Linked DNA regions of Homo sapiens: region 1 is linked to region 2. Evidence: read pairs that join two places in POLR2A ChIA-PET (ENCODE). Cell type or tissue: A673. All regions are shown on one strand. Links, peaks and the distances in the headings refer to the core of each region. The heading gives the core; the rest is flanking DNA.

Region 1 (5,368 bases), core at 65-5,064, 530 kb before region 2:
TTGTGGGGTTTGAGGGCCGGAATTTAATTTTTGGAGTTTTATTTAATGTCGGGAGCAGATTGGGTAATAAAATATATTTTGAGAATAAGACGGCCTTTTGACTTTTTAGGGTCTAGGGCTGTAAAGTGTCTCAGGGTTACTGCCAAACAAGTCATGAACTGGGCTGGGTTTTTATATTTGATGAAAAAGAGCCTAAACGCTTCTGATTTGGGATAAAGAAAAAGGAGCATTAACCTCGACTATGCCTTTGGCTCCAGCCACCTTTTTAAGAGTAAATTGCTGGGCAGGAGGGGGAGGGCTAGTCACGGAACGAAACTGTAAGCCGGACCAGGTGTGAGGAGGGGAGGCGATAAAAAAATGACAGGATGCAGGAGCAGAGGCTGAGGAAGAATTGGGACTTAGCTTGGGCTGGCGAGGAGGGGAGAGGTCAGATGGGTCTGTAGAAAAGGAAGATGAGAAAGACTCAGCGACGCTTGGGGTTGGGACTGAGGGGACAGGTGGGAGGGAAAGAAGGAAGATTTGGGACGAGTTGCACTGGGCACAGAGAGTAGGAAGGGACTGATGGACTTCAGGCACCTCAGACCATTTGCCCATTTTACGACAAGAATTATTTAGATCTTGTAGGATGGAAAAATTGAAAGTGCCGTTTTCCGGCTATTTGGAACTACTGTCGAGCTTGTATTGGAGTCAAGCGGCATTGCAGAAGAAAATAAGGCATTTAGGTTTTAGGTCAGGTGTGAGTTGAAGAGGTTTTAAGTTTTTGAGAACACAGGCTAAAGGAGAAGGAGGAGGAATGGAAGGTGGAAGCTTACCCATAGTGAAGGAGGCAAGCCCAGAAAAAAGAGTAGAGACACGGAGAAGGGGTGGGGGGTTCTCGCCCTCCAGAAAAGCAGAGAAGGGGTTGGGGCACGGAAGTAAGGGATTGGGGCACAAAGAGGTCAGGGTGTGGAAATAAGGGATTGGGGTGCAGAGATATAAGAGGTTGGGGTGCGGAAATAAGCGATTGGGGGTTTCTTGCCCCCTAGGAAAGCGGGACTTGCCACTGAGGGTGAAGGAGAAGGGGTTGAGGGGTACTTGCCCCTGCCCCAGGAAAGCGGGACTTGCCACTAAGGGTGAAGGACCAAGGCGGGCGTCCCTGCGTGGTCTGACACCCTTGAAACGTGAGTGTATAATCAGAGAGGCGTCCCTGCAATGATTAAACACCAAGGGAAGGCTGCCTTCCCAGTCCGTGACCGGCGCCGGAGTTTTGGGTTCACGGATAAAACATGTCTCTTTTGTCTCTACCAGAAAATGAAAGGAATTGAAATTAAGAGAAGGGAGAGATTGAAATGTGGCGCCAAGATTGAAAGGAGAAAGAGGTTGAGGGATAGTGAGGGAGGTTGGAGAAGAGAGTAAAAAGAGGCCGCTTACCGGATTTGAAATTGGTGGGATGTTTCCTGGGCTGGTTGGACTGAGGACCTGAGGTGGTAGGTGGATCTTTCTCACGGAGCAAAGAGCAGGAGGACAGGGGATTGACCTCCCAAGGGAGGTCCCCCGATCCGAGTCACGGCACCAAATTTCATGCGCGTCTGTGTGAAGAGACCACCAAACAGGCTTTGTGTGAGAAGCATGGCTGTTTATTTCACCTGGGTGCAGGCCGGCTGAGTCCGAAAAGAGAGTCAGCGAAGGGAGATACGGGTGGGGCCGTTTTATAGGATTTGGGAAGGTAATGGAAAATTACAGTCAAAGGGGGTTGCTCTCTGGTGGGCAGGGGTGGATCTCACAAAGTACATTCTCAAGGGTGGGGAGAATTACAAAGAACCTTCTTAAGGGTGGGGGAGACTACAAAGTACATTGATCAGTTAGGGTGGGGCAGGAACAAATCACAATGGTGGAATGTCATCAGTTAAGGCTGTTTTTACTTCTTTTGTGGATCTTCAGTTACTTCAGGCCATCTGGATGTATACGTGCCAGTCACAGGGGATGCGATGGCCTGGCCTGGGCTCAGAGGCCTGACAGTAGGTATCTAATAAATGCTGTAGCTCACGCCTTTAATCCCAGTAATTTGGGAGGCCAAGGCAGGCATCACTGGAGCTCAGGAGTTCAAGACCAGCCCGGGCAACATAGTGAAACCCTGTCTCTATAAAAACTACAAAAATTAGCCTGGTATGGTGTTGCACACCTGTGGTCCCAGCTACTTGGGAGGCTGGGGTGGGAGGATCACTTGGGTCCAGGAGGTGGAGGTTGCAGTAAGCCGACATTGCACCATTGCACTCCAGCCTGGGTTACAGAGCCAGATCCTGTCTCAAAAAAAAAAAAAAAAAAAAAAAAAAAGCTGCAGAATCTGTGAGTTGACTGCAGGCCTCATTCTGTCCCCCACCTAGCAGGATAAAATGGTGTGAGGATCAGCGGCAGACTCCCTATCTCCAGGCAGATCTGTCTCCCTTAGATGCTGAAAGATGCCAGATGGTAAACGTGTCTCCATTGTAAGAACTGATCTAACTGATCGTCAGCTTGAACTACTTTCTTTTCCTTCAGATTCCGGATTGCTTGATCCTGCCACATGGGCACAGCACTCTCTGGTGGTCGGTGCAAAGGCTGCAGCATTTTAGAAATGCAAATGCCATCAACGTGGGCAATTAAAGATTTCCTGGTAGCCACAAGAAAAAAACAGTAAAAAGAAGGCTGGGCGCAGTGGCTCACGCCTCTAATCCCAGCACTTTGGGAGGCTGAGGCGGGCGGACCTCCTGAGGTCGGGAGTTTGAGACCAGCCTGGTCTCTACTAAAAATACAAAATTAGCTGGGCGTGGTGGTGCACGCCTGTAATCCCAGCTGATTGGGAGGCTAAGGCCGGAGAATCACTTGCACCCAGGAGGTGGAGGTTGCGGTGAGCTGAGATCACACCATTGCACTCCAGCTTGGGCAACAATGAGCGAAACTCCGTCTCAAAAAATAAAAAATAGTAAAAAGAAACAGGTGAAATTAGTTTTAGTAATGTGTTTTATCATTTAAGCATGCAATCTATAGAAAAAATTGTGAATGAGCTATTTTTTCTGGGGTGTGTGTGTGTGTGTGTGTGTGTGTGTTCTGAGACAGAGTTTCACTCTTGTCACCCAGGCTGAAGTGCAATGGTGTGATCTCAGCTCACTGAAACCTCCATCTCCCAGGTTCAAGCGATTCTCCTGCCTCAGCCTCCCAAGTAGCTGGGATTACAGGCACGTGCCACCACACCTGGCTAATTTTTGTATTTTTAGTAGAGACGGAGTTTCACCATGTTGGTCAGGCTGGTCTCGAACTCCTGACCTCAAGTGATCCACCCGCCTCGGCCTCCCAAAGTGCTGGAATGACAGGCGTGAGCCACCGTGCCCGATCCGATAGTCACATTTTAAGTACTCAATAGCTACATGTGGCCAGTGGCTCCCACGTTGGACAACGCGGGTTTAGGTACATGATCGTCACTTTCCCAGACCAATGCAATCACCTCCCTTCACAATCTGTTGCCGCTGTAGCCCCCAGAAGGGTTCCTGTGAGCACCTGGGTCTGGCAATGTCTCTCCTCTGTCCAGAGCCCTCCATGGCTCCCATTGCCTTCGGGATGAAGCTAGAACTTCTCACCAGTGCCTGATTGATCCTTGGCTGCCCCCACCACCCCTGTTCTTTCCACGCAGCCAGCCACATCCACCTACCTGCTTGCCTATTCCCCCACATCCATATTTGTTGCCCAGGCTGGAGTGCGATGGTGCGATCTCGGCTCACTGAAACCTCCGCCTTCTGGGTTGGGAGAGAGGATCACTTGGGTCCGGGAGGTGGAGGTTGCAGTGAGCTGAGATTGCACCACTGCACTCCAGCCTGGGTTACAGAGCCAGACCCTCTCTCAAAAAAAAAAAAAAAAAAAAAAAAGCTTTGCACGCAGCTCCAATGTCCTCCCCTCCAAGGTCGCTCAGCACCAGCCCTGACTCTGCAGAGCTTGGGTGTCTGTGTCCAGCTCCATCCCACAGTCCCAGCCTGGGGATCCTTGGGGGCAGGGTCCCAGGCTGAGTCCTCTCTGGAGCCTGTACCGTGAAGCACCGGGGCAGGGTTCAGAAGGATGTATCACCACACAACCTTGAAGCAGCTGCCTCTGCTCACTCATTCCTTCACTAATTCACAGGTGCATTCACTTCTGACCTTAACACCTGGGAGCTAGGTCGGGTGTTGGAGGAAGCCGAGAAACTGGAAGATGGGGAGTGGAATTGAGCCTGGGTGACCGTGTCACTGTGAACAGGATGAACAGGATGACGTTCAGGCTCCTTTTCTGGCCTTCAAGGCCTCTCCAGCTTCAAGGAGACAAACTTATTAGTCCATGAATGAGTCACACTCTCCTTCACTTCTCTAGGCTTTTGCATACACAGTAAAGCCCTTTCAGCAGACCCTACTCATACCTAGAAAACTCCTATGGATGCGTCAAAGCCCAGAACAAGTCCTCATACCTACGCTGGGCTTCCTTCAGCCTCAAGTCTCTCTTTCTATTGTAGTCCACATACAGGTGGGGGTGGCAGGAAGTGGGGAAGGTTACTTGATAGATTAGTAGTGTCCCCCATAGACTAGATAAGGGTGGTATAAAGTGGGGAAGGATACCTGATAGATTAATATTAAAGTATTTGTTCTCTAGAGGTTCTCTAGAGGGACAGAACTAATAAGATAGATGTATATATGAAAGGGAGTTTATCGGCTGGGTGTGGTGGCTCACGCCTGTAATCCCAGCACTTTGGGAGGCCGAGGTGGGTGGATCACTCAAGGCTAGGAGTTCGAGACCAGCCTGGCTAACATGGTGAAATTTCATCTCTGCTGAAAATACAAAAATTAGCCAGGTGTGGTGGTGCATGCGTGTAGTCCCAGCTACTTGGGAGGCTGAGGCAGGAGAATAGCTCGAACCCGGGAGGTGGAGGTTGCAGTCAGCCAAGATCATACCACTGCACTCCAGCCTGGGTGACAAGAATGAGACTCCGTCTCAAAAAAACACAAAAAACAAAAATCAGCTGGGCATGGTGGTGTGTGCCTGTAGTCCCAGCTACTTGGGAGGCTGAAGCATGAGAATTGCTTGAACCCGGGAGGTGGAGGTTGCTTTGCAGTGAGCCGAGATTGCACCATTGCACTCCAGCCTGGTCTCAAAACAAACTAACAAACAAGAAAACAAAAACAAAAACACTTCAGAAAGGGTGCTCTGAAGCGGGTTGCATTGTCTCTGGATTCAGGACAGGCAGCAACCCCATCTCAGTGGCGTCTTGGGTTCAAATCCTGCCTCTGCCTCCCCTTAGCCAAGGAACCCAAAGCCAGTGACTTGACCTTCTGGGCCTCAGTTTCTCATCCATAAAATGGGCCCAATAACAGATTGTCCTCAGACAGCGGTG
Region 2 (5,368 bases), core at 167-5,166:
CAACACCCGCACACCAACACCTGCACACCAACATCCACACCAATACCTGCACACCAACACCTGCACACCAATACGTGCACACCAACACCCACACCAACATCCACACCAACACCTGCACACCAACACCAACACCCACACCTGCACACCAACACGCACACCAACACCCGCACACCAACGTCCACACCAGCACCTGCACACCAACATCCACACCAGCACCTGCACACCAATGTCCACACCAACACCTGCACACCAACACCCACACCAACACCTGCACGCCAACGTCCACACCAACACCCACACCAACACCTGCACACCAATGTCCACACCAACATCCACACCAACACCTGCACACCAATACGTGCACACCAACACCCACACCAACATCCACACCAGCACCTGCACACCAACACCCACACCAACACCCACACCAGCACCTGCACACCAACACCCACACCAACACCTGCACACCAACATCCACACCAACACCCACACCAACACCTGCACACCAACGTCCACACCAGCACCTGCACACCAACGTCCACACCAACACCTGCACACCAACGTCCACACCAACACCTGCACACCAATGTCCACAGCAGCACGACTCCCAATAGCCAGAGAGGAGGCCACATGAGCGCCCATCAGCAGGGGAGCAGGTCGCCCGGCACCACACACAGCAGAACGCGACTCAGCCATGAAATGGAGCAAGGCTCTGACGCAGGCCACGGAGTGGATGAACTCTGAGGATGGGCCACTCAGTGAGAGACTCCAGGCACAAAAGGCCACACAGTGCGCGATCCCATTTCTATGAGATGTCCAGGACAGGCCAGTCCACAGAGGCAGGAAGGAGATGCCTGGTTTTGGGGTGTGGGGGACAGGATGAAGAGCAACTGCTGAGGGGGACAGAGCTTCCTCTGGGACAATGAGATGCTCCGGAATGAGTGGTGATGCTGCCCAGCCCTGTGAGTGCACCAACGACCTCCAAACTGTATCCTTTAAAGAGTGAATATGATGTATGTGAATTTCCTCTCAGTAAAAGTTAACTTTTACAAAGTGAAGGCAGCCTATCTGGGGACCTGCCAAACCACAGCAAGCCCACATGGTTTGCCCTGAGCTCCTCCTCTCCTTCAGCTCCAGGCCTTCGGAAGCAGGAGCCCTGCTCCCTTACTCCTGTCTCCTGTGCTCTCCCCGAGGACTTTCTAGCACCTCCTGGTTGCTGCACTCAGCACCTTCAGATATAAAGTGGGTTTATCAAGGGCTATGTGGTGAACTTCGGCAGGATGAGGTGACTCACGCCTGTGACCCCAGCACATTGGGAGGTTGAGGTGGGAGGATCATTTGAGGCCAGGAATTTGAGACCAGCCTGGGCAACATAGCCTCTACAAAAAATAAAAAAATTAGCCAGGTGTGGTGTGCATGCCTGTAGTCCCGGCTACTCAGGAGGCTGAGGCGGGAGGATCCCTTGAGCCCAGGAGGTGGAGGCTGCAGTGAGCTATGATCACACCACTGCACTCCAGCCTGGGTGACAGAGTGAGACCCTGCCTCAAAAAAATAAAGCTAACTGGCTGGGCACAGTGGCTCACGCCTGTAATCCCAGCACTTTGGGAGGCCAAGGTGGGCGGATCACGAGTCAGGAAATGGAGACCATCCTGGCTAACACGGTGAAACCCCATCTCTACTGAAAATACAAAAAATTAGCCGGGCGTGGTGGCAGGCTCGTGTAGTCCCAGCTACTAGGGAGGCTGAGGCAGGAGAATGGCGTGAACCCGGGAGGCGGAGCTTGCAGTGAGCTGAGATCACGCCACTGCACTCCAGCCTGGGTGACAGAGGGAGACTCTGTCTCAAAAAAAATAAAAATAAATAAATAAATAATAAAGCTAACTGACAGAGCAAGTTGCTTACTTGGTTCATGCTGTGTTAATTTGGGTACAAAGAAAACAGCTGAGTTTTAGAAAATTGACCATCTTGTAAGGAAGCACAAACTTGAAGGGTAAAAGCAAGATTTCAGGAGGCACAGACAGACCTGCCAATTTCCAAACCAAGTCACCAAGAGACTCGTCCATCCTGCTCCAGCCAGCAGTAAGTTAACCTGGACAAGAGGAGGCGCATGGTTTTCTGCACAGGCCCAAACAGGAAATATCTCCAGATGCGCAGGCCACGCCCTCTGTTCCAGCTAGTCACTTCTCCCACTGTGAGGAGAAGGCAACCAGGGACAATGCTCAGGCAAATGGACACAGCCATGTGCCAATAAAACTTTATTTATAAAAACAGGGGGTCAGATTGGGTCCAGGGGCCATAGTTTGCCAACCACGTGACCAGAGCCTCTTCCCTTACACTTTATGACTTCCCAAAAGAGGCTGGGCTCCACCACCCTCCTCAAGGTCCTAATCGTAGTAGAACAGAAAAGGCACCCACAAATGACTCAAGGGCCCCAGCTCAAGTCCACACTCGCCCTCATTAGCTACAGGGGGCCCTGGATGGGCCCCTTCCTCCCTCTGCACAGGGAAGCGGCACACAATCCAAGGGCGACGCCGCACAAGGCAGCCTTTCCCCGGTGCTCTGCCGGCCGCCGCTGCCACTGCCACCTCTGCCTTGACGGGAGGACACTGCACTGCTCATCCCACACTTGACACCCTCCACTGGGTCACCCGGGCCCTGTGGGTGTGGCCAGAAGGGATGAGGTCATTCTCTCTCTTCTCCTGAGTGGTCCCCCTGGGCTGCCACCAGAGGCACCTCTTTGTGCCACCGGCTTATAAGAAAGGCACAAGAAAAGGAACTAAACCCGGGGCGGCTGGGCCATGGAACTACCTCAAAGGCATTTAAAAATGAGTCTCCCATTTTTAGAGAGCCCTGCTCTAACTGCTCCCCACTTCTGACAGTGTGTGGGGGAACGCCCCTTGAGCTCAGGTGTCCCCAGGGCCGATGCAGACAGGGTAGTGGGTCCTGGGAAACCCCAGTGTCACCCGAAATGCAGGAGGAGCCACAGCTTTTCCAGTTTCTAGAAGTGAGAGTCGGGTGGTTCGATGCCGAAGGGCGAGATGCAAGCCCAAAGCAGACAGGCTTCATGAAGAAACTTGCAGAAGAACCTCCCTACCATGGCCCGCAGGCTCCCGTCTAAGCACAGCTTGCGCCTGGACGTCCCGGGAATTCAGAGCCGGTCAGGCCACCACCTTCTCCCTGGCGGGCCACCCAGGGAAGAGGCCACAGCCTTCCGGTCCCTGGTCCTGTGGGGCCACCTGGGGGCCAGGCCCGTGTTACTTACTTCTGGATGGCGAGGTTCCTGGGTGGAGATGCTCCAAAAATTCGCTAGGATTTGTCAGGTGCCTCCAGCAACAGTGATGGTTCCTAAAACATGCAAATAAAAGCATGATTAACTAAACTGATGGCACGCTCAAGTTTTAATTCTAAATTCGACTCCCACCAGCTGTACGCAGCCCGAGGACGCTTGCCTTTATTCAGATTTTCCACATTCTTGTCAATTTTTAACAAGACAAAAATCCGTAACTATAAGCACTTTACCCAGTCAAGTTTTCCAATGAGGGCCCATTTTAAGCTTAGCTCCTAAAATCTACGGGCCAAGGCAGCGGGAGTATCCGTGAACAGTCAAATGAAACCAAAGAAGCTTCTGGAGGCCTTAAGACGCAGACACCTACTGAGAGATTTTCAAGAAGTTTTGCTTCCTCCAAGGGGAAAAGTGCAGAAAATGCACCCAGTTTTTCCCCCACCTCCCAACACCAAGAGGCAGAGCACGGGGAGAGAGGGGGGCAGGGGCTGCGACCGCACAGGGGCCAAGGCACAGCCCAGGCGTTGAACTTAGTCCTGGACACAAAGACGCTCAGATACTTGTAGGATGGATGCGGAACAGAACTCCAAACTTTGGATGTGACACCAAGACTTTTTTATTTTTATTTTTTTTAAGAGACAGGGTCTCACTATAGCGTCCAGGCTGGTCTCGAGCTCCTGGCCTCAAGTGATCCTCCTGCCTTGGGTTCCCAAAGTACTGGGATTACAGGCATAAGCCACCACGCCGGCCAATATCAAGACTTTCATGGCGGGGCGAGGTGGCTGACATCTGGAATCCCAGCACTTTGGGAGGCCGAGGCAGGCAGATCAGCTGAGGTCAGGGGTTCAAGACCAGCCTGGTCAACATGGTGAAACCCCGTCTCTACTACAAACACAAAAATTAGCCGGGCGTGGTGATGTGCACCTGTAATCCCAGCTACTCAGGAGGCTGAGGCTTGAGAATCACTTGAACCTGGGAGGTAGAGGTTACAGTGAGCCGAGATCATGCCATTGCACGCACTCCAACCTGGGTGACAGAGCAAGACTACGTCTAGGGAAAAAAAAGGACTTTCACAACCTGACCTGCAGCTCCCACTGGACTTGGCACACCTGGGGCTCGGTGGGTGCCCAGGCCTGCGAGCCCTCGTCTCAGAGCTCCACCGGTGCTGGCTCTCAGCTCAGGCTGCCCTCTGCTTCCTTCTGCTCAGCTAATGCCAACTCTCACTTCAGAAGCACTCTAAGGTCCCCTCGGCAGGCCCAACCTCCAGGGCAGAGGAGCTCGCCCCCTGGGGCCCTGGTTTTGTTGTACTTTTTTTTTTTTTTTTGAGACGGACTCTCGCTCTGTCACCCAGGCTGGAGTGCAGTGGCACGATCTCGGCTCACTGCAACCTCCGCCTGCCGGGTTCAAGCAATTCTCCTGCCTCAGCCTCCCGAATAGCTGGGACTACAGGCGCCCGCCACCATGCCCGGCTAATTTTTTGTATTTTTAGTAGAGACGGGGTTTCACCATGCTGGCCAAGCTGGTCTCGAACTCCTAACCTTGTAATCCACCCACCTCGGCCTCCCGAAGTTGTACACTTTTTACAATTCACCAGGACTTTTAAATAACACCAAGTAGTACAGTGGCTCACACCTGTAATGCCAGCACTTTGGGAGGATGATGAGGGAGGATCACTTGAGGCCAGGAGTCTCAACAGCCTGGCCAACATAGTGAGACTCTGTCTCTACAAAAAATTTAAAACTTAGGCCAGGCGCGGTGGCTCACGCCTGTAATCCCAGCACTTTGGGAGGCCGAGGCGGGTGGATCACAAGGTCAGGAGATCGGACCATCCTGGCTAACACAGTGAAACCCCGTCTCTACTAAAAATACAAAAAATTAGCCAGGCGTGGTGGCGGGCGCCTGCAGTCCCAGCTACTCGGGAGGCTGAGGCAGGAGAATGGCGTGAACCCAGGAGGTGGAGCTTGCAGCGAGCCGAGATCGTGCCACTGCACCCCAGCCTGGGCAACAGAGCCAGACTCCGTCTCAAAAACAAAACAAAACAAAACACTTAGCCGGGTGTGGTAGCATGTGCCTGTGGTCCCAGCT

Evidence for each region. Peaks named below come from ENCODE experiments on the same cell type or tissue, not always from the same donor. Only the 100,000 strongest peaks of a DNase experiment are listed, where the experiment ranks them.
Region 1: POLR2A ChIA-PET joins it to region 2 with 6 read pairs; 1 of 35 experiments calls an interaction of 5 or more read pairs at or near these places.

What each region holds. Positions count from the first base shown.
Region 1 is chr19:5,545,205-5,550,572 of GRCh38, reverse strand. No RefSeq gene overlaps it. Among named protein-coding and RNA genes, the nearest start is that of TINCR, 20 kb to the left of the region's middle. In A673, for the core only: a CTCF peak has its summit at 2,557 (motif pointing left); a DNase peak (open chromatin) is centred at 2,542.
Region 2 is chr19:5,014,234-5,019,601 of GRCh38, reverse strand. It overlaps KDM4B (lysine demethylase 4B), which reads right to left. Exons shown (of 23, transcript NM_015015.3): 2 at 3,263-3,345. Among named protein-coding and RNA genes, the nearest start is that of KDM4B, 48 kb to the right of the region's middle. In A673, for the core only: no CTCF peak of the experiment used is centred there; no DNase peak of the experiment used is centred there; H3K27ac peaks cover 269 bases.